7 separate regions of the Homo sapiens genome follow, and all the other regions are linked to region 1. A link is a contact called in ENCODE Hi-C or POLR2A ChIA-PET data. All regions are on one chromosome and are shown on one strand. The core of a region is the stretch at or near the end of the contact, and the rest is flanking DNA. Distances in the headings are between cores, read along the strand shown.

Region 1 (3,316 bases), core at 550-3,049:
GCAAAGAAACACTGTCGCACAACAGGCTGAGTAGGAGACTGTCACAGCATCCAGTCTGCTTACCTTAGTAAGAAAAACCATACATGAGCCTTAATGTTAGGGCATCAGCAACAATTGTATTCCTCAGACAGTTAATTTAGACAGAGCCCAATTCCTACTACATCTGAAAAATAAGATCAATGTCAATTTTCATGGACTAAAATTTGTTCAAGGTTTAAAAAAAATTACACCAGCAATGCCAGGTTTTTCATATATTTTTCCTAAATGACATTCAGAAATTTTACTCATATCTCTGTGGAAATCACAGTCTGCCAACTCTTTTAAATGCCTATTTTTATTATCCTTTACATAAAACTAAGGAGTTGTCAAATATCTTTCAGAAAAACAAAATGAAAAGAATTTATATGATATATATAACAGTCATGAGGCTAAGACTTTATATAGACATTTAATTATCTAGATCACTTATTTTCCTATCTTTTGTACCATTATGTTTTTCTCTTTTAAATTATTCTTTCCCCAACATGCAACATTTTAGGTTGTTCACAATTCATTGTAATCAATTTGCCATGCCCTTTGATCTTCTCTTTTTCTCTCTTTTCTTAGCCAATTTATGAGACCAGGTTAGCCACATATGTTGAGTGTGTGGCTCTCCAAAATTATATACCACAAATGGCATAAGTTTGAGGAATTCAGATAACTGTGGCAAACTCTAACCTCAGCTGTACCCAACAAAAATGAAAAAGAAAAGGCTTTCCCTTTCTTAAGCCCCTAAAAACATTTTAATAGAAAGCAGAGTTAAAGTCATCCTGCCACTTCTTCTTTTTACCTGTGTGGGCTTTTCAAGACCTAAATTCTCTAGGTCTCATCATCTTTCTCTTTCTTTTTATTTATTTATTTATTTTTTAGAAAAGCTATTTGCCATAGGGAAATCCATTTTTCGGATTGGATATATAATAAATACATGAGAGAATAAGGTATGCCTAAATGGGACAAACCAGAATCCATGTAAATTTTGAACCTCACCTGCAATTTTGAAAGTCCTATTAATTTAAAAAATAGTAAATACCTTAATTTTCATGATAGCTTACTGTAAGGCTCCCTAGAGGCAATGAAAATGGGAATCTCAATAAAACGAATACTACCATACATCCTGGCTTCAGAGATGAAAACAGAGGGAGAGGATTGGCTAGTTATCAACAGAAGGGTAAGGAAAAAAAGCACAGAGAAAGAACAGACAAGGCAACAAAAGTGGCAGAACTGTAAGGGCCAATACGCATCCACTGCTTCAAGTTTTTCAGCCATGTTCCATTCTCCGAGATTTCTGGTAGTGCTTCAAGAATACTGGTCTCCAAACTCTTCCTGAAAAGGGCTAGGAATGCTTCTGCCTGAAGATCTTACCTATTCTTTCTGGGCCCCGTGATCTCCCTACATGATTGATCAACCTACTATTTCAACTCTTTCAAGCCTTTTCACAAATGTCAACTTCAGTGAGGCCTCTATTTAAAAATGAGCACCCTACGAAATCCTTTCCTCATTTCTGATTATCCCCTGTGAATTTACATCTGCCTACTCCGTACCCTCAGTTTATGCCCCTTGAACACTCTTGCCGGGCGCTTCTCCTTTAAATCTTGCCTGGAAGGGGCGGAGCTATGTCCCAGACTCACCGAGAGGAGCGTTCTCTAGGCTCCGCCCACTTACGTCTCAGTGGGCGCCCTAACGAACCCGGGATACGGTCTGTTCCTAGTCCGCTCCGGAAATGCAACTGCGTACGGGCTGGCCGCGTAATCGTGACGACAGCGCGCCAGCGCCGGCTAGCCGGACGCCCTAGGCTTCCGCGAGATCTTCGGTGGGGGTACGGGTGTTTTACGCCAGGACGCTGATGCGTTTGGGTTCTCGTCTGCAGACCCTCTGGACCTGGTCACGATTCCATAATGTACCACAACAGTAGTCAGAAGCGGCACTGGACCTTCTCCAGCGAGGAGCAGCTGGCAAGACTGCGGGCTGACGCCAACCGCAAATTCAGATGCAAAGCCGTGGCCAACGGGAAGGTGAGGTTTTCCCAACGGTTGCCCAGTTGCCCGGTCACTAAATTCTGAGCAGCTGCGGGAGCTCTTCTGGCTCCCAGGACAATCTCGCTCCGTCGTTTCTCTGCCTCTGCGGCGCGGAGTGCGTTTTTCTATCAAAATAAGCGAGCACCTTGCCAGGTTCCGTGGGTACAAAGACGAACAACGCCATCCCCGTCGTCGAATGGCAGACAAGTAACCAGTCTTTGTAACGTAGTGAAGAAGAGAGTAAGTAGTGTGCTAAGGTAGTGCGTGGCAAGAGCCGTTCACTTGTCAAGAGATGATGTTGGGGAAGGTTTTTCCCAGTAGCCAATGCGGAGAAAATGGGAAAGGAAGTTCCAGGCAGTCAGAACCACCGTTCAGAGTGGGAGGGAGGTCAGAAGTTACAGAGATGGTGCGTGGACGTGTTTGTGGTCGTATGTGGCCGAAGTTGAGTACCTGTGCAGGAATGGCTGGGGAGGGTAGGAAGGGAACTTGTAAGTGGAAGTGAGGCGTTTAACATTTCCACTGAAAGGATGAGGAACCTTTGAAATATTTAAAATGGGAAGCTAACCTTATCAGATTTCCGTTCTGGAAACAGCGCTCTAGCAACCTCGTGGTGAATGGGTTGGATGAGGGAGGGAGACCAGAGACCAAGTACAAACCAAGTGACTGAAGATGGTTTGGACTATGGCCCGCTAGCCAAGTTCCTTCTGTTACAGCTCTCGGACTGGTTTAATCTTTCCTGCAAGCTCCACTCCAGCAAGTGTTCAGTGCCTCCAAATTACCGATACTGAGTTACTTTACTTTCTACCTTTAATTCACATCTATTTCATATCACTGATTTTAGCACCTGAATTAGTTTCCTAAGGGCTGCCTTAAAAAAATCACCACAAACTGGGTAGCTTAAAATAACAGAAATTTATTGAAACATTTGCTGTTTTTTTACAACTTGTGACGTAATGACTGACCGAGAAACGGATGTTGGAAGCTTTCCAATCATATTTTAAAAAGTCTGTCTACTTTTTAATTTATAAATAATGATATCACAACTGTGAGCATGTGCACACAGCCTGTCATGATTGTTTATACTTTAATGAAGCAAAGGTCTAGCTGACATTCCGAAAAGTCGTGAAATGATGGTACAGTTTTAGTTTATTAAATATTTTCCTACAGCTATTTTGTGTAATGATTAGCGAATCTATAAAGAAAATGAGGCGTGATATATACCCTTCGTTGGATATATAAACTAAATTTAATCTAGATAGAGA
Region 2 (3,316 bases), core at 411-2,910, 7.0 Mb after region 1:
TCAAGGCTGGTGTTTTCTTCATATGCTTCAACCTAAACCAGATAGCACAACAGACTGAACAGAAGCAAACATGAAAATCCAGCTGTCTTCTATAATGCCAGACATTAAAGTGATTCGCAAAAATTTGAAACAATGCCACGCTCCTCTTCTAAGTTTTGTTTTAGAAAATGGTTACTTTTCACTAAAAAATTATTTAATACATGAGTCTGTGATTTTTAAATGAATAAAACATTTTCAATTTTCTGAGTTTTAATTTCCAAAATGGTAAATATACTGCAGCATTAGGAACCAAAAACTCTATTGGTCCTCAATAATTTTTAAGCGTAATTATCCCCAATCATAATGTTAAATGAACTGTAGCACTATTCTATCATGTAACATTATGATTGAGGATAATTAATGCGGATTTGGCTTTATCTGTAATATAACTGTTTCAAAAGATACTTTGCTCATGTATAATCAAGAAGTCATTTTTATGAAGCTTTTTAAAAACATGGGGAAATGCTTACAACGTAATTTAAATCAAGGAAAGCAGACAATCCAACGATATAAAATCTCATCTCAAGAAAATGCACAGGGGAAAAAAAGACTCAAAGGAAAAAAGTCAAAATATTATAAGTAATTGATTACTATTACATGGTGGAATTATGATTGATCATTTTTCCTTATTCTTTATTCTATTTTTTCAATTTTTGCCACTAAGCATGCGGTTTAATATCCAGGAGAGGAAAAAAAGGAAGAAATTAGGCGAAAAATTATATATAGTTCTACTGGATTAAACCATTAAACTCCCGCCAACTCAAGAGACGACAAGCTCAAGTGAATAAATGGAGGAATCTGATTGAATCAACAAAGTGCCTATTTTTTGAATTGAAAAGATTAACTTAATATCAAATGTATGGACTGGTTTTCATACAAGTCAAACTAATAAGAAAGAACATCCTTAGTCTGGAACATAATATTTGCAATCACGATAGTACAAATAAGAGTTAAAAATAAGGTCCTCTTTTGGAGTTCTCAAAAGTACCAAAGGAAAGGCAGCGGGAAAGACGGCCACTGCATCCTTCTGGTCTCTAACCAAGAGAAAATGCATGGGTGCGGGAATGGACAGTGCGAGAGCACCGGCGGCGATGAGACTCCTCTGCGGGGACCGAGCCTCTGCCACTCCTGAAGAACCACAGTCCCCTCCGCAGTCGCAGCCCCTCCCCAGGCGGGACGGCGGCGCCAGGGCGCTTCTCCCTCCGTCCGCTGGGGTCTCTCCCCCAGGAGCGCCGAACACTCCGGCGGCCCGGGAGCGGGGAACCGGGCAAACAGCCGCCGTGATTGCCCTCCCGGTCCAGTCCGGTCTGGCCCTTCAGGCTCCAGGAGGGGACATCAGATTGGAGGGCCAGGGTTCCCCGGCCAGCTCCGGGGGCTCGGAAAAGGAATCGGTCGGGGCCCAGGCTCTGTCCCCAGAGGAAGAGGGCCAGACCCAGCGCCCAGGTCGGCGGGTCCAGCGGTCACCCCGCCCCCCTGTGGGAACAGCAGGGCTGAGGGGAGGCCGAGACGACCGGTCACGGGGGGCTCTTACCTCCCTACAGCCCCTGCGGAGCTTTTTGGGAACTCGACACGACGTCGCGCTGAGGAGTGAAGAGCTACCCCGGCCGGGAGTCCTGGGAGTGCCAGATCCCGGCTCAGGGCTTCTTTCCCCGCCCCACCGGGCAGCGCAGAGAGCGCAGGCGCAGAGGACGCTTTCCTCTTCGGCTCACACGCCCCCTCCCTCGGCATCCGCGGCCGTCTCCAGGCCCGGGGCGCTTGCGCACTACGACGCAGGTTCCGAGCCAAGGGCACTAGATTTCTTACCGGAAGTGCCTGAGTGGGTTGTTGGGTGACGGGGACGCCTGATGATTCGACCTTAGGTCGGGACTCGGTTCTCCACTCGACTGCGGGATCGGGAGGCCACTCGCGTCAGTGTCTGACTTCCTTTACCCTTCGCTAACCTAGAGGCAGCTTCCCCGGCTCCAGCCTTAGCCCTTTGCTGAGCCTGCGCGGCGTTCCGGTCTCTACTGGACAGACCCGCCTTCCCGGCAGCGGGCTAGGCCTGCTCTCCGCGCTGCTGGCCCCTCGGAAAACATAACTTTTTGTTTACTTCAAACTGATTTTACAACACGCTGCCCCCCCGCCTCCCCCGCTTCCCCCGCTTCCCCTTCCTCCTCCCGGCAGCAATAAAAATGCTCCCAGCCAACGCCGAGCTCCAAGCCCCTCCAGCTGACTGGACATTCCCAGCCACACTTTCCTTCCCTTCGCTGCGTTAGTTCTGCATTTTTATTTTAAAGCAGCTGGTAGAACAGCTGTCTCCCTGTCTAAAAGCAAAAGCTGACTTATCTGATGTAGAAATAAAATGTCACTCACTTGATGTATATTTGCTTGTTGAGTTTTGCTATTTTTACCACAAGTTTCCTATAAATTTAAATGAGACCCGGCGCGGTGGCTCACGCCTGTCATCCCAGCACTTTGGGAGGCCGAGGCGGGAGGATCGCTTGAAGTCAAGAGTTCCAGACAGGCCTGGGCAACATAGCAAGACCCTGTCTCTACTAAAAATGAAAATGAAAAAATTAGCCAGGCGTGTTGGCGCGTGCCTGTAGTCCCAGCTACTGGCTGGGAGTCTGAAGTGGGAGGATCACTTAAGCCCAGGAGGTCAAGGCTGCAGTGAGCTCTGATGGCAACACTGCATTCCAGCCTGAGCAACAGAACCAGACCGTGTCTCTAAAAAAATAAAAAATAAAAACAAGGGAAGAGACATACATGTGGGATCAGATACAGACAGATACAGGGAAAAAGCAGTTCCTCAAAGGTTAAACAGCTCACAGTTCATACTGATCTTTCAAAAATCGCAAGAATTGGCCGGGCGCAGTGGCTCACGCCTGTAACCCCAGCACTTTGGGAGGCCGAGGCAGGCGGATCACCTGAAGTCAGGAGTTCGAGACCAATCTGGCCAACATGGTGAAACTCCGTCTCTACTAAAAATACAAAAATTAGCTGGGTGTGGTGGCGGGCGCCTGTAATCCCAGCTACTTGGGAGGCTGAGGCAGGACAATCAGGACCATTGAATGAACCCAGGAGGCAGAGGTCACAGTGAGCCAAGATCGAGCCACCACACTCCAGCCTGGGTGACAGAGCAAGGCTCCGTCTCAAAAAAGAAAAAAAAAAAATTGCAAGAATTATAATTTTTCGAGTATTCCAGCCACATGTGATTTGTGATGAAAGATTTGAGAATCAGGGTTCGCATCTTAAATCTGCAGTTTACAACTATAGTTCCTGATCTTTGAAAGATACT
Region 3 (3,316 bases), core at 268-2,767, 6.8 Mb after region 1:
CCTTCCTTTTGTTGGACTTTCTTTACTTTCTTTTTAACAGGCCCATCATTTTCCAATGGTCTCTTCTTTCTTCTGTCAATTTCTGTAGCCTATATCGGGAAGGTTAGAAAATGATGTGTTATCTCTACTCTGAGAAGGCCTGACGTATGTGAAGCAATTTAAACCTTACAACTGAATGACAAGGTTCCTTGCCATCCACTCTTCAAAGAATCCTCTACTTTTAGCTCTGGAAAACCCTATGGGTGAACTGTTTTTAACACCATAAAAGACAAGGTAGAGTCTGATAGTCAGGAGCCTCAGCAACTCAAGCCGTGTTTAGAATTAATTGAAACCAAGGCTGCTACCGGTCTTGATTCAATGAGCCTTCAGCTTTCTCTAATTATAAAACTTGAATCACCCTACTTACATATGCTAAATAAAATACCTCTAAGAAATAAACAGTTATGTAGCAAAGGCACAGAGGGGAAAAGATAGGTAATAAAAGAACAGTATCATTTTTGACATGTTCACTGCAATTTAAGTGTTTCCTGTTTAAAAGGTTTATGTTCATCACTAAAGATGTGACAAGATTATGAATTTTTTCTTGGCAGAAAACTTGCCAAAAGCATACATAAGTCCTTCACCAGCTACCCTTTAAATGGTGGGTGCAAAATTTTGGTGAATTCATGAAAACGTAGCTCGTCCTCAAAAAAAACAGAAGAGGAGTAATCATTTTAAGGGAGAAATATATACGAAAGGAACAAGATTTTGAAGCACCCAAGCTGCCACCTACATTAAAACACGGTAGGTGGCTAAACACCAGTCTTCAATGCCCTTCCACAGCCTCAATCTGAAAAATACTGTGCAGGTGACCCAAGTGAGGGGTCACCCTTGGGCTTTTCCTGTGGCAGTATCTCTGGTTTAAAAACAAACAAACGTACTTATTGCGTTGAAGGATGGCAACAGGAAGGACTCCATGATTAGTCACATCTATACCATCCTAAGAAACTTTATCCACCCAAACTGTATTTCAGACTTTATAATCTAAACTACAAAAAGAGTTCACTGGGGAACTGCACAATATGACTGCTTTTAACCGTAGTGATTTCAAATATTGAGCCATGCTGTTGCAGTCTTAAAAACTGGAGACCTAAGGGCAGCTTTCTTCTAGTCACCCAATCCAGCACTTTTTTAAAAAATCAGTAAAACTCTTCGACCACCAAGGAAAAAAAAAAAGGATGGAGGTTAAAAGACGCACCCCTTGCCCACAAGCCCCCTCATCAGAATGGGAGTCAGGAGACCTGAGTTCCTGTCTCAGGCCTGCCATTAAAAACCTGCATAACCTTTGCCTATCTCCTCAAACGGAAGTACTAAAACCTCAGCGCTTCACCCAATTTGTAGCCCCGGCTGGGCTCTTCCCACCTTCCCCTTCTTCAGCCCGCCCCTTCCTCCTCCAGCCCTATCATCGGGCGGAGGGTCCCCGCCTCCGCCCGCCTTACCCACAAGCCCCGCCCCCCCAGCCCCGATGGCCCTGCCCAGTCCCAGACAGAACCTACTATGTGCGGCGGCAGCTGGGGCGGGAAGGCGGGAGCTGGGGGCGCTGGGGGCGCTGCGGCCGCTGCGGCCGCTGCAGCCGCTGCAGCGCCAGGGTCCACCTGGTCGGCTGCACCTGTGGAGGAGGAGGTGGATTTCAGGCTTCCCGTAGACTGGAAGAATCGGCTCAAAACCGCTTGCCTCGCAGGGGCTGAGCTGGAGGCAGCGAGGCCGCCCGACGCAGGCTTCCGGCGAGACATGGCAGGGCAAGGATGGCAGCCCGGCGGCAGGGCCTGGCGAGGAGCGCGAGCCCGCGGCCGCAGTTCCCAGGCGTCTGCGGGCGCGAGCACGCCGCGACCCTGCGTGCGCCGGGGCGGGGGGGCGGGGCCTCGCCTGCACAAATGGGGACGAGGGGGGCGGGGCGGCCACAATTTCGCGCCAAACTTGACCGCGCGTTCTGCTGTAACGAGCGGGCTCGGAGGTCCTCCCGCTGCTGTCATGGTTGGTTCGCTAAACTGCATCGTCGCTGTGTCCCAGAACATGGGCATCGGCAAGAACGGGGACCTGCCCTGGCCACCGCTCAGGTATCTGCCGGGCCGGGGCGATGGGACCCAAACGGGCGCAGGCTGCCCACGGTCGGGGTGGCCGACTCCCGGCGAGAGGATGGGGCCAGACTTGCGGTCTGCGCTGGCAGGAAGGGTGGGCCCGACTGGATTCCCCTTTTCTGCTGCGCGGGAGGCCCAGTTGCTGATTTCTGCCCGGATTCTGCTGCCCGGTGAGGTCTTTGCCCTGCGGCGCCCTCGCCCAGGGCAAAGTCCCAGCCCTGGAGAAAACACCTCACCCCTACCCACAGCGCTCCGTTTGTCAGGTGCCTTAGAGCTCGAGCCCAAGGGATAATGTTTCGAGTAACGCTGTTTCTCTAACTTGTAGGAATGAATTCAGATATTTCCAGAGAATGACCACAACCTCTTCAGTAGAAGGTAATGTGGGATTAAGTAGGGTCTTGCTTGATGAAGTTTACCAGTGCAAATGTTAGTTAAATGGAAAGTTTTCCGTGTTAATCTGGGACCTTTTCTCTTATTATGGATCTGTATGATCTGTATGCAGTTCCCAAGGTTCATTTACCATTATTAAAAAATTTTTGTCTTAGAAATTTTATGTATGTCAACGCACGAGCAAATTATCAGGCATGGGGCAGAATTGGCAGCTGGGTGGAGGCTTCGGTGGAGGTGAGCACTCCGAAAGGAAAACAGAGTAGGCCTTTGGAACAGCTGCTGGAAGAGATAAGGCCTGAACAAGGGCAGTGGAGAAGAGAGGGTAAAAATTTTTTAAGGTTACATGACCCTGGATTTTGGAGATCTCGAATTTAAAGGTGATGCACCAGGGATGAACGCTCAGATTTTCAGTTTGAAAGCTGGCGTGACATGTAAAGGAGTGGAGAATAATGTACCATTGTAATGATGAGGCGCCTCTAGGACATCTAGGATAATTTCAGGCGTGGGGATCTAGGTGAATTGAACTGTTGGAGGGAAGGGAATAACCAAGGAAAAGAATGTGGGGGTTGAGAGATGCCCCGTTTAAAACCTAAGAGACCTGGATATTTATGGTTGTAAGAGGAGGCATGGCAGAGGAAATGGAAACAGTAAGAAAGGAGCAGATGCTGCATCTCTTTAATGGGACAGATACAAGGCATTTGGGTTTGACACTTAGGTCACTGGTAGAGATGATGACAAGAGCCCGTAGCTAAAGAATTGATAAAAGCCAGTCTCAAAAATCCCAATATAGTCTGGTAATGTTAATGTTT
Region 4 (3,316 bases), core at 455-2,954, 6.7 Mb before region 1:
TGTAAGTCCAGCTGGAATTGCAGGCTGAAGCACCCATATGTTTGTTCAATAGTTTACTACTGAACAAAGTACATTCCCCTAACCCTTGAGTGGGCCTCTATCCTGGAAATATTGAAAGGTCATGTCACTCATCTTTTGACCAATCTCCATATTTTATGTAAACATTGGTATATTCTCTTAATGGAATGTTACTTTTTTATTCAATTTTCACTAGTTTTCTCACTTACGTTCTATTTCTATTTCAGGATCCAACATTAAAGTTGGTCTCTTTAGGCTCCTCTTGGCTCAGACAGTTTCTCAGACTTTCCTTGTTTTTCATGACTTTAACTGTTTGGAGTAGTACTGGTCAGGTATTTTGTCTGATGTTTTTCTCATGGTTAAACTGGGATTATACATTTTTGGGAGCCTTATCTTTTTAATATAATCTGTCACTGTTGCAAAAGTCCACCAAAATAAAAATGTTTCCCTCCTCTGTTCAACAATCCTTCAGCTTCCCCAATTGTCTGCAGCAGAAAATCAAATTACTCAGCATGACATAGAAAGCTTTTCAGAATCTGGCTGTTGCCTTCCTCTTCAGTATAAAGTGTCACTCTACAAACCATTTGAGTTCTTTCCGGAAATGAAGCCCTAACAGTCTTGCAATGCCCGAGATTCATTCAGGTACTCAGTTCTGGCTAACTCCAGTGGATTCTCTCACCTTTTACTGCTCCTTATCTCCCGCCACTTACTTACACCACTTTCTTCTTGTCCTATACACTTTTCTAGATTTCCCCAATCTATTATTTACCACTGTGATCATTCAGTCATTCAATAAGTATTTATTGTCTACTTTGTGGACAGGCACTGTTGTATGGTTGAGGATACATTAAAAAGACAAGATTATGTCACTACCATCAGTGAGTTTACATTTTAGGGGGCAGGGTACATTTGCAAAGTACAAACAGTGTGGAAGTGAAGTATACCTTAGAGAGTCTGAGATCTCCTCTCTGAAGAACATAACTGTTGGTTTACTTGTCAGCCACCAGACTTTCCTTCTCTTTAGCTGCCTCAGAGGAGAGGGTATCTAACTCAGCTTTGTTACCCCAGCGTCTAGTTTAGCCTAATTCATTAAATTAACAGTTTTGGACTAAATAAATGCTCTGAGAGTACTATCTAAAAATTAAAAATCAGTTGCTTCCATCCCTTTCCCCAGATTTATCCTTGAAATACCTTTCAAACCTGTTTCTGGAAAAAACATTAATATCCGTAAGATTCCCATTTGAGTCAAGTATGATAACGAGAAAACTTTTGTCATTAGGATGCTAATATTAACTTCCTATTTTACATGTCCTAATTCAAAGGTAAATTTAATCTTCCGAATCTAGACCTCCCGGTTTTTCTGGAGTTGAATGGACAGGGTAAAGTCTGACACACTCTGAGTAGCGGAGTGGGGAACTGGCTGTAAGGACATCCTTAGAATAGTTAAAATTCCGCTGGGAAAACGAGGCTTTAGAGTGGCCTCGTCCTCTACGGCTACCCAGGCAGCCTTCACAAGGAAGGGCGACCAGAGTCCGCCAGTGCATAAGAGAACTACACTTAATTCACGCGGGCCTCTTTCTCCAGTCCACCTAATACCACAGGAACCTACCCAGGGCCCGCGCCCCGCCCGTTTCCGGGTTGTCGCCGCCGCTGCCGTCAAGTGCGTAATGACGTATCAATCTCCTGAAGACCCCGGAAGTGCAACTCGAACTTGGTCGGGGCGCGGATCCCGAGAGGGAAAGTCATAACAACCGCACGAGGGAGTTCGACTGGCGAACTGGAAGGCCACGCCTCCTCCCGCCTGCCCCCTCAGCCCTGTGGCTGGGGGCAGAGCTCAGGTAGGACTGCCGTTTGCGGGGATGTGAGCTCCGGGGGCAGGCCCGGGTCGAAATCAGGAGGGGGCTGGCCTGGGTCGGTCTCAGGCGGTGGTCGCTGGCCCTGGGGACCGAGGCTGTCTGGAACCACGCTGCATTCCCTGCGGACACCTCTGACTTGTGTCTGGGCCTCCGCTGATGGGCAGGTCCCATGTTCCATTTCCACTCTCTAGGCGGGAGCGACGTGTGTGTTCCCTGGATGACTTTCCTTATGTCGGGGCGTACGGGATTCTGGGAGTCCCTGGAGACAGAGTAATGGGCCCTCCTCCGCTTTCTTGCGAGTGGAGGTATTGTGGTTGTTGTATTAATTTTTTTTTCTACAAAAAGTATTATTAACTGCCAGCGCTTTACCAGAAGTCATTCACTGCAGAGGGATTAAAGTGCAGTTATAAAATGCTCTCAAAACTTGTAACATGCATGGGCGCGGGTGGGACGTTTCTCTGGGATGCAGTATGAATTAAGTGTTGAATACTTTTGACTTTGAAATAAAGTAAGTATGTTTTGGAAGCAGTCTTCTCTTTCCCTCATCCAGGTGTTTAACATATTCTTATAGTGCTCCAGGGTCTATATCTGTTGGGCCAAGAAACTCGTTGTGTTTGGATATACTGTATTTAATGACATGCAATGTTGTTGCATTTGTCCATTTCTCCCAAATCCTCAAAAAAGCTGTAGAGGGAAAAATTCTCTGGTTTTTATCTACAAGTGCATTGTATATTTATCAAAATATCAGTGCGATTTTTTAATGTAGTACATGACATCGTTTGCATTAACGCATGCCATATACTGCATAACAAATATCTCATTGATAAGGTGTATTCTTTATCCTACAATGCGAGGGACGGTTACACTGTATACATTTAGCGAATGTAGAAACTGAGTAAGAGAGTATTTTTGGATCTGCTTCGTTAAGGCCTCAGTGACAGTGCTGGTACCAGGCTTCTTTCAGAATTTTCAACTAGGCCTTACTTCCACTTAACCAGTGAATCCTACGCTGAAAAGTTAAGGATGCTCTGGATGCTTTCAGGCTATGGCTGCTCCATATGGTAGAATAAATAGTACCAAGGCCAAGAGGGAAATATTATCTATGAAACCATGAGCATCCACTTGTTTATCCATTTAGCAAGTATTTACTGGCAACCTTCAGTGTGCCGGATAGTGTTCAGGTGATGGGAAGACAGCAGTAAACAAAATAGAAAGTCCTTTTGCTCCTGGAACTTACATTCTAGTGGATGGAGACGTATAATTAACAAGTAAATATATAACAAGTAGTGATTAAGAGGTATAGAGAAAGGCAGGGCGCGGTGGCTCACGCCTGTAATCCTAGCATTTTGGGAGGCCGAGGCGGACGGATTGCCTGATCCCTGGAGTTTGAGACCAGCCTGGGCAACACGGTGAACCCCGTCTCTACTAAAATACAAAAAAAT
Region 5 (3,316 bases), core at 258-2,757, 6.1 Mb after region 1:
CCTGGGTGACAAGAGCAAAACTCTGTCTCAAAAATGAGAGACAGAGAGAATAAACTCCGTCTCAAAAAAAAAAAAAAAAGGTCAAGGAGTTAAAATTAATTTAAAAGTTTATAAAGTTAAAAAAGCACAGTAAGCTAAGGTTATTACCTTATTTTTAATAAACTTAGACTAAGCATACCGCATTTATAAAGTCTACAGTAGTGTACAGTAATACCCTAAATAATATCGTAGGCCTTCACACTCACATACCACTCACTGACTCACTTAATAGCTACCGACAGCCCTGCAAGCTCCATGCGTAAGTGCCCTATTCAGCTGTACCATGTTTTCTTTTACACTATATTTTTACAGTATCTTTTCTGTGTTTAGATACACACCATCCTTTTACAACTGCCTACAGTATTTAGTAGTTATACTGTACAGGTCTGTAGACTAGGAGTAACAGGCTATCCCATACGGCCCAGCTGTGTAGGTTTGTGCAAGTACACTATGATGTTCACACAACCACGAAACGGCCCAACCATTTCTCATAACTATACCAGTTCTTAAGGGGAGCATGGCTGTATTAAGCCACCACCTTTTTTGTTGTTGTTGTGGTCGTTGTTGAGACGGAGTCTCACTCTGTAGCCCAACCTGGAGTGCAGTGGGCGATCTTGGCTCACTGCAACCTCTGCCGCCAGGGCTCAAGCGATTCTCGGGCCTCAGCCTCCCGAATAGCTGGGATTACAGGCGCGTGCCACCACGCCCAGCTAATTTTTTGTATTTTAGTAGAGAAGGGGTTTCACCATGTTGCCCAGGGTGGTCTCGAACTCCTGAGCTCAGGAGATCTGCCCGCCTCGACCTCCCAAAGTGCTGGGATTACAGGCGTGAGCCACCGCGCCCGGCCTAAATTATCACCTTTTAAGACCAGCATCCCTGGCAACCCCCCAAGTCTCAGCTCCTAGTAACAGAAAGACCCCTTCCACAGAAGCTGAAGGGTGGACCCAATGAATTGGTGTGAGAAACTCCATGCCACTTTACCAGCGCACTCTTCGCTGAAGTTTATGCGACTGTCATAGTGGGGACCGAAGCTGTTCAAAAGGAAGTAGATTATCCTTCCCCTACGTACGTGGGAAGGGGGAGGCTCTGGGTTATCAAGAGGGTGAAGTGGGAGAGCCAAGCGGCCCACCCACAGGCGGATTCCAGGGCGGCTGGACGCACAGCCCCCAGCAGCCGGAGCCCAACAGCTGAGGTCGCCGCCCCTAGACAGCCCGCGCTCCAGCCAGCTCAGGGACCCAGCGGCTAAGCCTTCTGTCCTCCCAGCTTCCCACGCAAGTTCCGCCAGGCCAGAGGGAACGAACGACGAGACCCTGCAGCTTTGGTGGCTGAGAACCTCACCTCACCGCGCTACCGCGCAGCTTCTTACCGCGCACGAATCCCCCAGAGCAGCCGAGTTGGCGAGCCGGGGAAGACCGCCCTCCTGCGGTATTGGAGACCGGAAGCACATAGTGCCCGAGAGCGCGTCACTTCCGGCGTCACAGACGGTCTTTACAAGCGACTCGTGGGCGTCAATACTGGGCTGAGTTTGTGGCGCGCTTAGTGATGGGATGGCCCTGTGCAGGACGCCGACACGAAAAGATGAAGAGTTCAATCCGTGCTGTCTGAACTCACAGTGTAGCAGGCGAGATAGACGGGAAGATCGGTAGGGTGGGAGATGCCGGAAAGGCTTCCCGTGAGACTGGATAAGAAATCAAAAATCTGGTGAAATTGCCGGCAAGAGGGAGTTAAGGACATTCCAGGCAGAGGCAAGGTAAAGGCGCGGTGGGAGTGGGTCACTGTGATAAAAGTCTGAAAAGGACATTTGGGGGCTCTCTTGGGTGAGAGGCAGTGCCTCATGTCCCCCCTTCAGTGCTCGTTGAGCATTCAATTAAAATGTTAACACTTTGTAGCCAAACAAGTTCTCTTTTTAAGAGGAAAACCCTGGATTTCCAAACGGCTCATTTTCTGTAGCTTCTTGCAAATGGATACCACCACCAGCTGTGCCTAGTGAAAAAATGCAATTTACCAGGACCACTACTCTCAACAGTTTGCTCAATCCATTTAACCTTTTGAATATTTGTCCACTTCTTTTTATCTCTGTTGGCACCTCCTCCCTTGTCCCATATTGTACCTGTAGTTCTACAACTGGTCTGGGGATTCATTCTGCCCCAACTCCCTGAAATCCATTTTCCGTGTCGTAGGAACGGAACTTTTGAAAATGTAAATCATTACATTTAAAGCAGTACTGCTGTACTGCTTTAAACTCTCCCTTCGCTTCCCATTGTTTTAGGATGAAATTCGAACTCCTTATGAAGTCCCTGCCTACTTCCCTAGCCTCACCTTGCTCAGTCTCTCCTTTGAGCTCCGTGCATAGGATCATTTTTTCAATTTCTCAAATGCCGTGTGTACCTTGCCATCTCCAGGCCTTTACATTTGCTAGTCTCTTTGTATGGTACTCCTTTTCTTCTTCCAGTTACTTTCTACTCACCCTTCAAGGCTTTAAGTATTTTATTCTCAAGAAAGCCTTCCAGCCCCCTACCCCCATACTAGACCAATCCCCTACTGTGTGCTCACGGCAGTCTATACTTTCTTATGACACGGTTCACATTTGTAATTACACAATAATTGTGTAAGTTTATTGTATCCTCATTGCCTGGTACATCCTTGGTGCTCACTGCGTATTTGTTTTTTTGTTTTGTTTTGTTTTGTTTTTTGAGAAGGAGTTTGGCTCTTGTCGCCCAGGCTGGAGTGCAATGGCGCGATCTCGGCTCACTGCAACCTCTGCGTCCCGGGTTCAAGCGATTCTTCTGCCTCAGCCGCCCAAGTAGCTGAGATTACAGGCGCCCGCCACCGCGCCCGGCTAGATTTTGTATTTTTAGTAGTGATGGGATATCGCCATGTTGGCCAGGTTGGTCTCAAACTCCTGAGTTAGGCGATCCGCCCACCTCTTCCCTCCAAAGTGCTGGGATTACAGGCGTGAGCCACCGCGCCTGGCCCTCGTATTTGTTAAGTAAATGAAGAATAAGTACTTTGCGATGTTTGTTTAAAGCAAACTAGAAAGTGGCCCAGTTTTCTTTAAGAGAAGGGATTTTAAAGTCAGTGCTTGTAGGAATGTTGAGATTTGGTATGGTACATATCACAAATACCGTAGTTCATATGGTGGAGAAAGTTTTAAAAGACAACAAACAAACAACAGCAACTTCCAGCTCTTGAAGATAGGGAACTTCCTAAAAGATGTGTGGTAGTGCTGCCCATACTGTAATGATCTCAACCAGCTGGTTTCAGGGTAGTGACATTT
Region 6 (3,316 bases), core at 589-3,088, 5.7 Mb after region 1:
TAATTTTTGTCCTTTTAATAAAAGTGCTTTTTTTCTTATATCTTTTTTTTAACGATAATGTCTGTCCTCTATTACTTTTAATCTTTTGCTATCACACTCTATGGCTTCTTCATTTAATCCTGTATCTTCTAGTCTTCTCATCTTTTTATACCTCACTTTCCTCATGTTTTTTTCCTTGTCATTAACACCAGTATAGAAAGTCCTTCCTCTTCATTTTCCCGTCTTTATGTCTGGTTGCCAACCGCGTTTTTGATTCTCGACCTCTCACTTTTGCTAACTGCCCTTCCTTAATCATCTGTTGATGTTTTATTCCTATCACTTCTGTCAATGCTCACACCCATTTCTTTCCTTTCCATCTATCTGTATATCTCCATATGCATTTTATGATCCTCCTACTAAATGCTTAAAGCTGTGTGTGTGTGGAATAGAACGGTACCTTCCTCCACGCGAATCCGATTTCCCTCTCCTCCCATAGCTACTTCTTGTCTATTCATCCTTTCCAGATGTCGCCCTGTCCCACCCCATCTGTCCCCTTCTTCCCCGTGTGAAGCCCATCTTCTTTCTAACCCCATTTGCACCCGTCTGATTTTACAGTCAAGGACTTCAATAAGATAAATGATGCAGAGTTCTACTGGGAACCAGATTGTGTGTGTTTCTGAAACTTTTGCGCGTTTACTGAAATGGGATTAGGGATTTGGATACAGAAACATTCTCGGGCAGCCTTTCAGCCCTGGCACAGCTTTGTACACCTTGGAGCGCGCTGGGGCCTATTCTAACGGGCAAGGACAGGGAAGTCTTTCAAGACCTTTTCTGGCCTTTTCCACTCCAGGGGTCAGGATGAATAGGCATCACTGACCCAAACTGTTAAACCAGGCCGGGTGGGGAAGCCTGGGGCCCTCTTCTGCGGCAGATCTGGCGGGGTGTCCAGGGCGCCGCGGGGCTCCGTGCAAGAAGGGGTTGGGGCAGGGGCCGCTGCGGCCGCAGGAGTCACCGGGCCTCCTCGGGAGGTCCGCTCACCTCTTACAGAGGAGGCCGACCCCAGGCCGGGTGCTCCCCTGGGGCGCAGGGCGCGGCCCCGGGCGCCGCCACCGCAGCGGCGCCGAGGGCCGGAGGTGCAGCCTTTCCCCAGGAGAGAAGGCGAGTCGCTGTCGGTCGCTCAGCCAGAAGGTCGAGGGAACCGCGCGGGTGTCCCTCGCCAGCCGGCCCTCTGGGAACAGGGCGGGGGCGACACCCCAGGGAGTAGGGCTGAGGACCGCAAAAATCAATCGTGGGTACCGGCGCGGGGTCACGCATAGGAGAGGAGCGGGAGAGGGGCTGGTGGGGGCCCCAGGGCGGCTGAGGCCGTGGCTCTGTCGTGGACTCGGCGGGCGCCCCGAAGTCTGGGGCCGCCACGGCTCCAGCTCCGCCGGCTCCGGCCGGAGACTCCAGGCCGCAGTTTCTCCTCCTCCCGGCGCCTTCTCTCCAGTGAGGAGCTGAGCGCGGGCGGCGCGGGGGGAGGGGTGGCGGCGGAGAGAACAGCCAGTTGTTTAAAATCCTTCTAGAGCAGTTTCTAATTCCCCCCTTGCGCCCGGGTTCGGAGGGGGGAGGGGGAAGGAGAGCGGGTGGAGGGAGGAGAGCGGAGAGGGAAGGCGGGAGGGAGGGAGTCGGGGAGGGAGGGAAGGAGGGAGGAGACTGCCGCTGAGGCTTAGCCGCCACCGCGCGCTTCGGAAGGCCAGAGGGAGGGGGAGGCCTGTCAGTCTCGCGCGTTGCCTGGGCGAAGGGGGCGGAGCTTTGGCGTGGGGCGGCCAATAGTGGGGGTGGCTGCGTGGGTCGCCATGGGGACGGGGCTGTTCCCGGGGAGGCTGTGATGGGTTGACAGGTGCGTGACAGTGGGAGCTGCTCTCGGCACAAGCATGTACGGCAAAGGCAAGAGTAACAGCAGCGCCGTCCCGTCCGACAGCCAGGCCCGGGAGAAGTAAGTGTCTCCGCTTCTCACCCACCTCCGCCTTCACACGCGCGCACACTCACGCACGCACTCGCACACTCTGGGAGACACAGACACTCTCCGCCCGGGGAGCGCCGGGGGTGGGCTGGCAGGGGGAGGGGTGCCGCGATGGGGGCGTGTGGTGCGGGGAGCTGCGCTTTCCCGGGAGGTGCGGGCGCTGGGCGGGCGGCCGCAGGGGGCTGTCGGCGGGAGGGACCGGGTGTGTTGAGGGGCGGCGGTGGTGCTGGTGGCGAGGATGGAAACTTGTTTGGGTGATTGAGGGAAATAACCCGCGGGTTCACCTTCCAAAGTAACTTTAGAGCTGGGGTCCGGGGCTCCGGGGACCTGGGGAGCCGCCGGGGGTGGCGGGAGGGGCAGCTGCGTGGAGGAAGGCGCGCAGTGGGAATGTGGGTGTTTGGCGGGCCGGCCGGGGTCGGGGCCGGGGTCGGGGCGGGCAGCGCGGGGAGCGCGGCGGCGGGGGCCTGGGCGCTGGGGCTTAGGGCCGCGAGCGCGGGGCGAGGCGAGGCGAGGGCGGCGGTGCCGGGCGCGCGGCGGGCGGAAGCCGGGCGTGGAGCGGCCGAGCGGGGCCCCGCGGGGCGCGGAGACGCGCGCGGGGCGCGGAGGGCGTGTGCGGGTTGGGCGTCCGGGCTTTCCTGGGCCAGCTACGGACGCGGCGCCCGCAGTCCCCCGCGCATCGCGGGGCTGGGGCTGGGGCTGGGGCGGGGGCGGGGGCGGGTGGGCGCCGGAGACGCCGCCGAAGTTTGGGAGTCGGAGAGGGACCGAGTTCCCGGGGAGCTAAAGTGTGTTGGCGAGGAGCGGGATCCGCTGGAGGAGGCTGGCGTTTCTGCCTCTCGCAGCGGACCCAACTCCGCGGCGGCGGCTGGCGAACTTTTTGTGAGGCTGGCAGCCCCCGAGCGGCGGGAGGGGCGGGCCCGGCGGGGCGGTGGTCGGGGGCGCGCGGAGGGGAGTTGTGGGAGCCGCCGGGGGCGCCCGAGGAGGGCAGCTGTGGCGGGGAGGGCCAGTGGTCCGAAAAGGGGTTTGTGGGAGGGGAGAAGCGTTCAGGTGGGAAGGAGCCGCTTGGTTACAGTTGTGGGGAGATACAGGTGTTAACTTCGGTGGGAGCCCAAGAGGCGGCTGGCGAGAACAGAGCCCCTCCCGGCCCGGGATGCCACTGTCACGGCACACTGCAAAGCAAAGCGGTTTGCTGCTATTCTTGTGTACTTGTAACGGTGATTTGGTTGTTACTAAAAATGAGAACGAATAGTGACTGTGATCACTGAGGAAGAACCCCCCCCTTTTTTTTTTAAACTGTGCAACAGATCAGTGATTCCCAGTAACCACTTAAACTCTGAG
Region 7 (3,316 bases), core at 607-3,106, 5.4 Mb after region 1:
TACTATTTCCACTAATTTCTTCAATTTAAAATATCAATAACAATTTTTAAACTCTGCAATTTGCAAGACTTTAATTTTAATTTCTCAATACTCAGGATTTATTTTTTGGTCAAAGTTCTGTAACATTTCCTCTGGTCACTGTTTAACCTTTCTGAAGCAATGAGAAAGGATTCTACTTGGAGTCCTAAGATGTATTTGAGTACCACACAGGGCCTATGTCCTTCCATCCTGAGAAGCATAAACTTGTTTTTGCCACTAAAGAATAGAGACCATTGTCCAATAACAAAAGTTATAAATATGACTCAAAATGAACCTGTGACAAAGATTTATTAAACTCACAATGGAACAAGCTGAATGGCTTAGTGTGCTCAAAAGCATTTCAGGAACTGAGCATAAACACTGAAGAAAGGATGGTAAGTTTGATAGGTTAGACAGAAAAATGGTTAATATTGGCCGGGCGCGGTGGCTGACGCCTGTGATCCCAGTACTTTGGGAGGCCGAGGCAGGCGGATCACAAAATCAGGAGTTCCGGACCAGCCTGGCCAATATGGTGAAACCCCGTCTCTACTAAACTTACAAAAATTAGCTGAGCGTGGTGGCGGGCACCTGTAGTCCCAGCAACTCGGGAGGCTGAGGCAGGAGAATTGCTTTAACCCGAGAGGCAGAGGTTGCAGTGAGCCGAGATCGTGCCACTGCACTCCAGCCTGGGCGACAGAGCAAGACTCTGTCTCAAAAAAAAGAAAAGAAAAATGGCTAATATCCTACAAGGCACTAAAACTACAACCTTTAGGAGTACTGTATTTTTTTCTCTCCCACTCAGAAATAATTTGCATCTCCATTAATGAAAAAGATGTTAACTACAAAGCCTAGGCCCTAATCAATATCATCATGCCAAACAAAATATAGTCCCCTAGACATCTAAATCATCTTCAGGTGGGCCTGTTAGGCTCCATTTTGACTCTGAAAAAAACATGCTGTCCTTTTGCCTTATTTCCAATACTTTTGTAATTTTTACCGCCACTAAAAGTTTCTATAAATCAGTCAACTATTCCTTTATCATTCTCCGGTCCTCCCCGCCAATTCTTGATTTTATAGGTTTTTTGGGAGGTTTAAAAAAAAAAGAAAGACCTGTTGGCTCTAAATATCAAGTTATTCCTCCTGATACTTAATCTGAAACTTCAAATTAAGTTGGACTCAGCCACTGGAAGCCCCAGTAATTTAATACTGTTTCAACCAAAGATTTGCTATCAGTATGTGGATTTTAAACACAAAGTAGTTACTACCCACTTCGAGGGTGCTTTGGGTACTGGGCCAGGTGTGCTGGTGACACCGTGTGCGCGACGGGGACCGGGTCCCCGAGGAGGGAGTGTCCTCGCCCTTCCCCGCTCGCGGCGGCCAGCACAGGCCTGCAGTTACCGGCGGGGACCCGCTTCCCCGGCCTTTTGTTCAGGACTGGGCTGTTTCCCGCCTACCCGCGCGTGCCCTTCCTCCCTGTCCTAGGAGTGGGGCAAGGACCGTGTGGGAAGCAGAGCCGGGAGGAGACAACCGGCAAGGGCTGTGGGGAATACTCACCCCTCTCCGCTCGGCCCCTGACCCCGCAGCCCAGCCCGGCGAGGGCGGGGCGACGGGGCCAGGGGGAGGAGAGCTGGGGAGAGGGACCCAGCGCCCTGCGAGGCCACTGCCGCGCCGGTGACCCTACGGAACTGAATGATGGGACTGCGGGGGCCTCGAGGGCGGAGGAAGAGCCGAGCCAGCGCGCCCCGAGGCCAACCAGAAGTGGCCGTGGCCTCCTTCAGTCAGGTCCGCGGCCTCCTTCAGTCAGGTCCGCCACGGCCGAGTCGGAGCGTGCGCACTGCGCCTTCCCGCGCCGTGGGGGCCGCCTAGCGCAGGCCGGTGACGTGATCGGCCGCGCGCTCTGGGCAGGGCGGGGCTGAGACCCAGGCCGGGACTGGGAGCGGGTGGAGAGGAGGGAAGCGAGACCTCCCCGCCGCCCGCGACCACCCCCGCCAAGGCCCCGCCCCTCGCCTGGCGGGCAGCTCTCCCCCGCCAACCCCCACCTCCAACCCAACGCAGGCGGTGCCCTCCGCGGAGCACAAAGGCGGCTCGTTGACGGGGGAGCGGGTTACTAGCATCCCCCTAAGAGGTTGGGGAACCATGCCAGCATGCTTACGCTACAAAAAGTCCTGTAAACACCACAATTAAGCACAAGCACGGCTACCCCTTGAAAACTTACGGATGGAGGGAGAAGTTAGGAATTCGAATATTGACAATAGTACCATCTGTGGCACATATCCCAGAGGAGAAAAAAAAAAAACTAGCAGCAAAATTAAATTGGGGCGAAACGATGGGGATAAAGACTAGAAAAAATGTAGGAGTAACAGGGGTAATCGAACTGAAATAGCAGACATCTGAAAGAAAACTAGCATCTGCTCCTTCTAACAACAGAGTTAAATTTGTTGGAAATGAAAGGAGAAAATGCAGGCGAAGAAGTGAAAGGAAAACCTGCCTTCAAACTACATGACATAGTTTTTTGATCTTGTACTACAGTTGTGTAAGATGTCACCATTGGAGGAAACTAGGTGATAGGTACACGGGACTCTAGGTGCTGTAGTATTTTTGCAATTTCCTGTGTCTATAATTATTTCCAAATAATAAGTGTTTTTAAAAGGAGAGAATACTGATCAGTGGCGACCAGGGCAAAGGGCTGGAGGAAGGGGGTGACTGAAAAGGAGCTTGAGAGCTTCTATACCGTGATTGTGTTGGTGACTAAACCACTGTTTGACAAAACCCATAAGAGGTATAAATTTTACTGCATGTGAAATAGTTTAAAACTCAAAATGATGCGACTAATAAAAATGAACTTACACTAACATTTTTTAGCAACTATGGATATAAATTAATTGGTAGCTGCCAATTTAGATTATCCATTTAATTTTTTTAAAAGCACAAGGCAGTGTGTTCTGAATGAGAGCTTAAGTAGACCAGGTGTCTCCATCAACTTTAAGTATTTACCTTAAAAACGTATTTCACAGATGAAAACAAGAATGCGGCTGGGCGCAGTGGCTCACGCCTGTAATCCCAGCACTTTGGGAGCCCGAGGTAGGAGGATCGCTTTAGCCCAGGAGTTCAAGACCAGCTATGGGCAAGGCAGTGAGACCTCATCTCTACAAAAATTTTTCAAAATAACAATAAATTTTTAAAAAAAGAATGCATTGCTTTACATTGTACTCCATATTTTAGAAACACAGTGCACCAACCACCATGTTAATTTAAAAAAAATTTTTTTTGCACTGGAGGTGTTTTAAAGTTTCATAAT

What was found. A loop is a pair of places that touch in the nucleus more often than their neighbours do. ChIA-PET counts read pairs that join two places held with the same protein, here RNA polymerase II (POLR2A). Pooled maps may share reads with other maps.
Region 2: a loop to region 1 is called in a map of CD8-positive, alpha-beta T cell, with 17 times the contacts of the local background. The contact joins the promoter of ZFYVE16 here to the promoter of CCNH in region 1. A Hi-C loop is called at or near these places in 2 of 168 maps with a recorded cell type or tissue (CD8-positive, alpha-beta T cell and naive thymus-derived CD4-positive, alpha-beta T cell) and 11 of 50 pooled maps.
Region 3: a map of CD8-positive, alpha-beta T cell shows a loop between it and region 1 (7-fold over the local background). The contact joins the promoter of DHFR here to the promoter of CCNH in region 1. A Hi-C loop is called at or near these places in 2 of 168 maps with a recorded cell type or tissue (CD8-positive, alpha-beta T cell and naive thymus-derived CD4-positive, alpha-beta T cell) and 8 of 50 pooled maps. POLR2A ChIA-PET finds 5 or more read pairs at or near these places in 1 of 52 experiments (activated T-cell).
Region 4: a map of naive thymus-derived CD4-positive, alpha-beta T cell shows a loop between it and region 1 (13-fold over the local background). The contact joins the promoter of ARB2A here to the promoter of CCNH in region 1. A Hi-C loop is called at or near these places in 2 of 168 maps with a recorded cell type or tissue (CD4-positive, alpha-beta T cell and naive thymus-derived CD4-positive, alpha-beta T cell) and 7 of 50 pooled maps.
Region 5: a map of CD8-positive, alpha-beta T cell shows a loop between it and region 1 (17-fold over the local background). The contact joins the promoter of CKMT2-AS1 here to the promoter of CCNH in region 1. A Hi-C loop is called at or near these places in 4 of 168 maps with a recorded cell type or tissue (CD8-positive, alpha-beta T cell, naive thymus-derived CD4-positive, alpha-beta T cell and sigmoid colon) and 12 of 50 pooled maps. POLR2A ChIA-PET finds 5 or more read pairs at or near these places in 1 of 52 experiments (naive thymus-derived CD4-positive, alpha-beta T cell).
Region 6: a loop to region 1 is called in a map of CD8-positive, alpha-beta T cell, with 4 times the contacts of the local background. The contact joins the promoter of SSBP2 here to the promoter of CCNH in region 1. A Hi-C loop is called at or near these places in 2 of 168 maps with a recorded cell type or tissue (CD8-positive, alpha-beta T cell and naive thymus-derived CD4-positive, alpha-beta T cell) and 6 of 50 pooled maps. POLR2A ChIA-PET finds 5 or more read pairs at or near these places in 1 of 52 experiments (activated CD4-positive, alpha-beta T cell).
Region 7: a loop to region 1 is called in a map of CD8-positive, alpha-beta T cell, with 17 times the contacts of the local background. The contact joins the promoter of ATG10 here to the promoter of CCNH in region 1. A Hi-C loop is called at or near these places in 2 of 168 maps with a recorded cell type or tissue (CD8-positive, alpha-beta T cell and naive thymus-derived CD4-positive, alpha-beta T cell) and 10 of 50 pooled maps.

The regions. Positions count from the first base shown.
Region 1 is chr5:87,411,413-87,414,728 of GRCh38, reverse strand. CCNH (cyclin H) reads left to right here and starts at 1,799. Exons shown (of 9, transcript NM_001239.4): 1 at 1,799-2,051. The coding sequence starts at 1,935. LOC105379066 (a long non-coding RNA gene) reads right to left here and starts at 1,747. Exons shown (of 3, transcript XR_948543.1): 1 at 1,668-1,747. RefSeq lists enhancers at 1,843-2,012, 2,043-2,172.
Region 2 is chr5:80,406,408-80,409,723 of GRCh38, reverse strand. ZFYVE16 (zinc finger FYVE-type containing 16) reads right to left here and starts at 1,660. Exons shown (of 19, transcript NM_001284236.3): 1 at 1,571-1,660. RefSeq lists a silencer at 1,060-1,179 and an enhancer at 900-1,698.
Region 3 is chr5:80,653,184-80,656,499 of GRCh38, reverse strand. DHFR (dihydrofolate reductase) reads left to right here and starts at 1,517. Exons shown (of 6, transcript NM_000791.4): 1 at 1,517-2,096; 2 at 2,443-2,492. The coding sequence starts at 2,011. MSH3 (mutS homolog 3) reads right to left here and starts at 1,848. Exons shown (of 24, transcript NM_002439.5): 1 at 1,536-1,848; 2 at 1-89. The coding sequence starts at 1,772. RefSeq lists an enhancer at 1,227-1,995 and a silencer at 1,413-2,022.
Region 4 is chr5:94,110,051-94,113,366 of GRCh38, reverse strand. It overlaps ARB2A (ARB2 cotranscriptional regulator A), which reads left to right and starts at 1,704. Exons shown (of 11, transcript NM_032042.6): 1 at 1,704-1,856. LOC105379087 (a long non-coding RNA gene) reads right to left here and starts at 1,665. Exons shown (of 7, transcript XR_001742441.2): 1 at 1,628-1,665; 2 at 963-1,042.
Region 5 is chr5:81,299,760-81,303,075 of GRCh38, reverse strand. CKMT2-AS1 (CKMT2 antisense RNA 1) reads left to right here and starts at 1,507. Exons shown (of 2, transcript NR_034123.1): 1 at 1,507-1,789. It overlaps ZCCHC9 (zinc finger CCHC-type containing 9), which reads right to left and starts at 1,489. Exons shown (of 6, transcript NM_001131035.2): 1 at 1,378-1,489. RefSeq lists enhancers at 181-970, 978-1,157, 1,308-1,407, 971-1,760.
Region 6 is chr5:81,749,619-81,752,934 of GRCh38, reverse strand. SSBP2 (single stranded DNA binding protein 2) reads left to right here and starts at 1,838. Exons shown (of 17, transcript NM_001256732.3): 1 at 1,838-1,954. The coding sequence starts at 1,893. RefSeq lists silencers at 937-1,286, 1,557-1,886, 2,057-2,106, 2,547-2,596, 2,817-2,976.
Region 7 is chr5:81,970,563-81,973,878 of GRCh38, reverse strand. It overlaps ATG10 (autophagy related 10), which reads right to left and starts at 1,856. Exons shown (of 8, transcript NM_031482.5): 1 at 1,573-1,856. RefSeq lists silencers at 1,456-1,695, 1,866-2,195 and enhancers at 1,210-1,765, 1,766-2,323.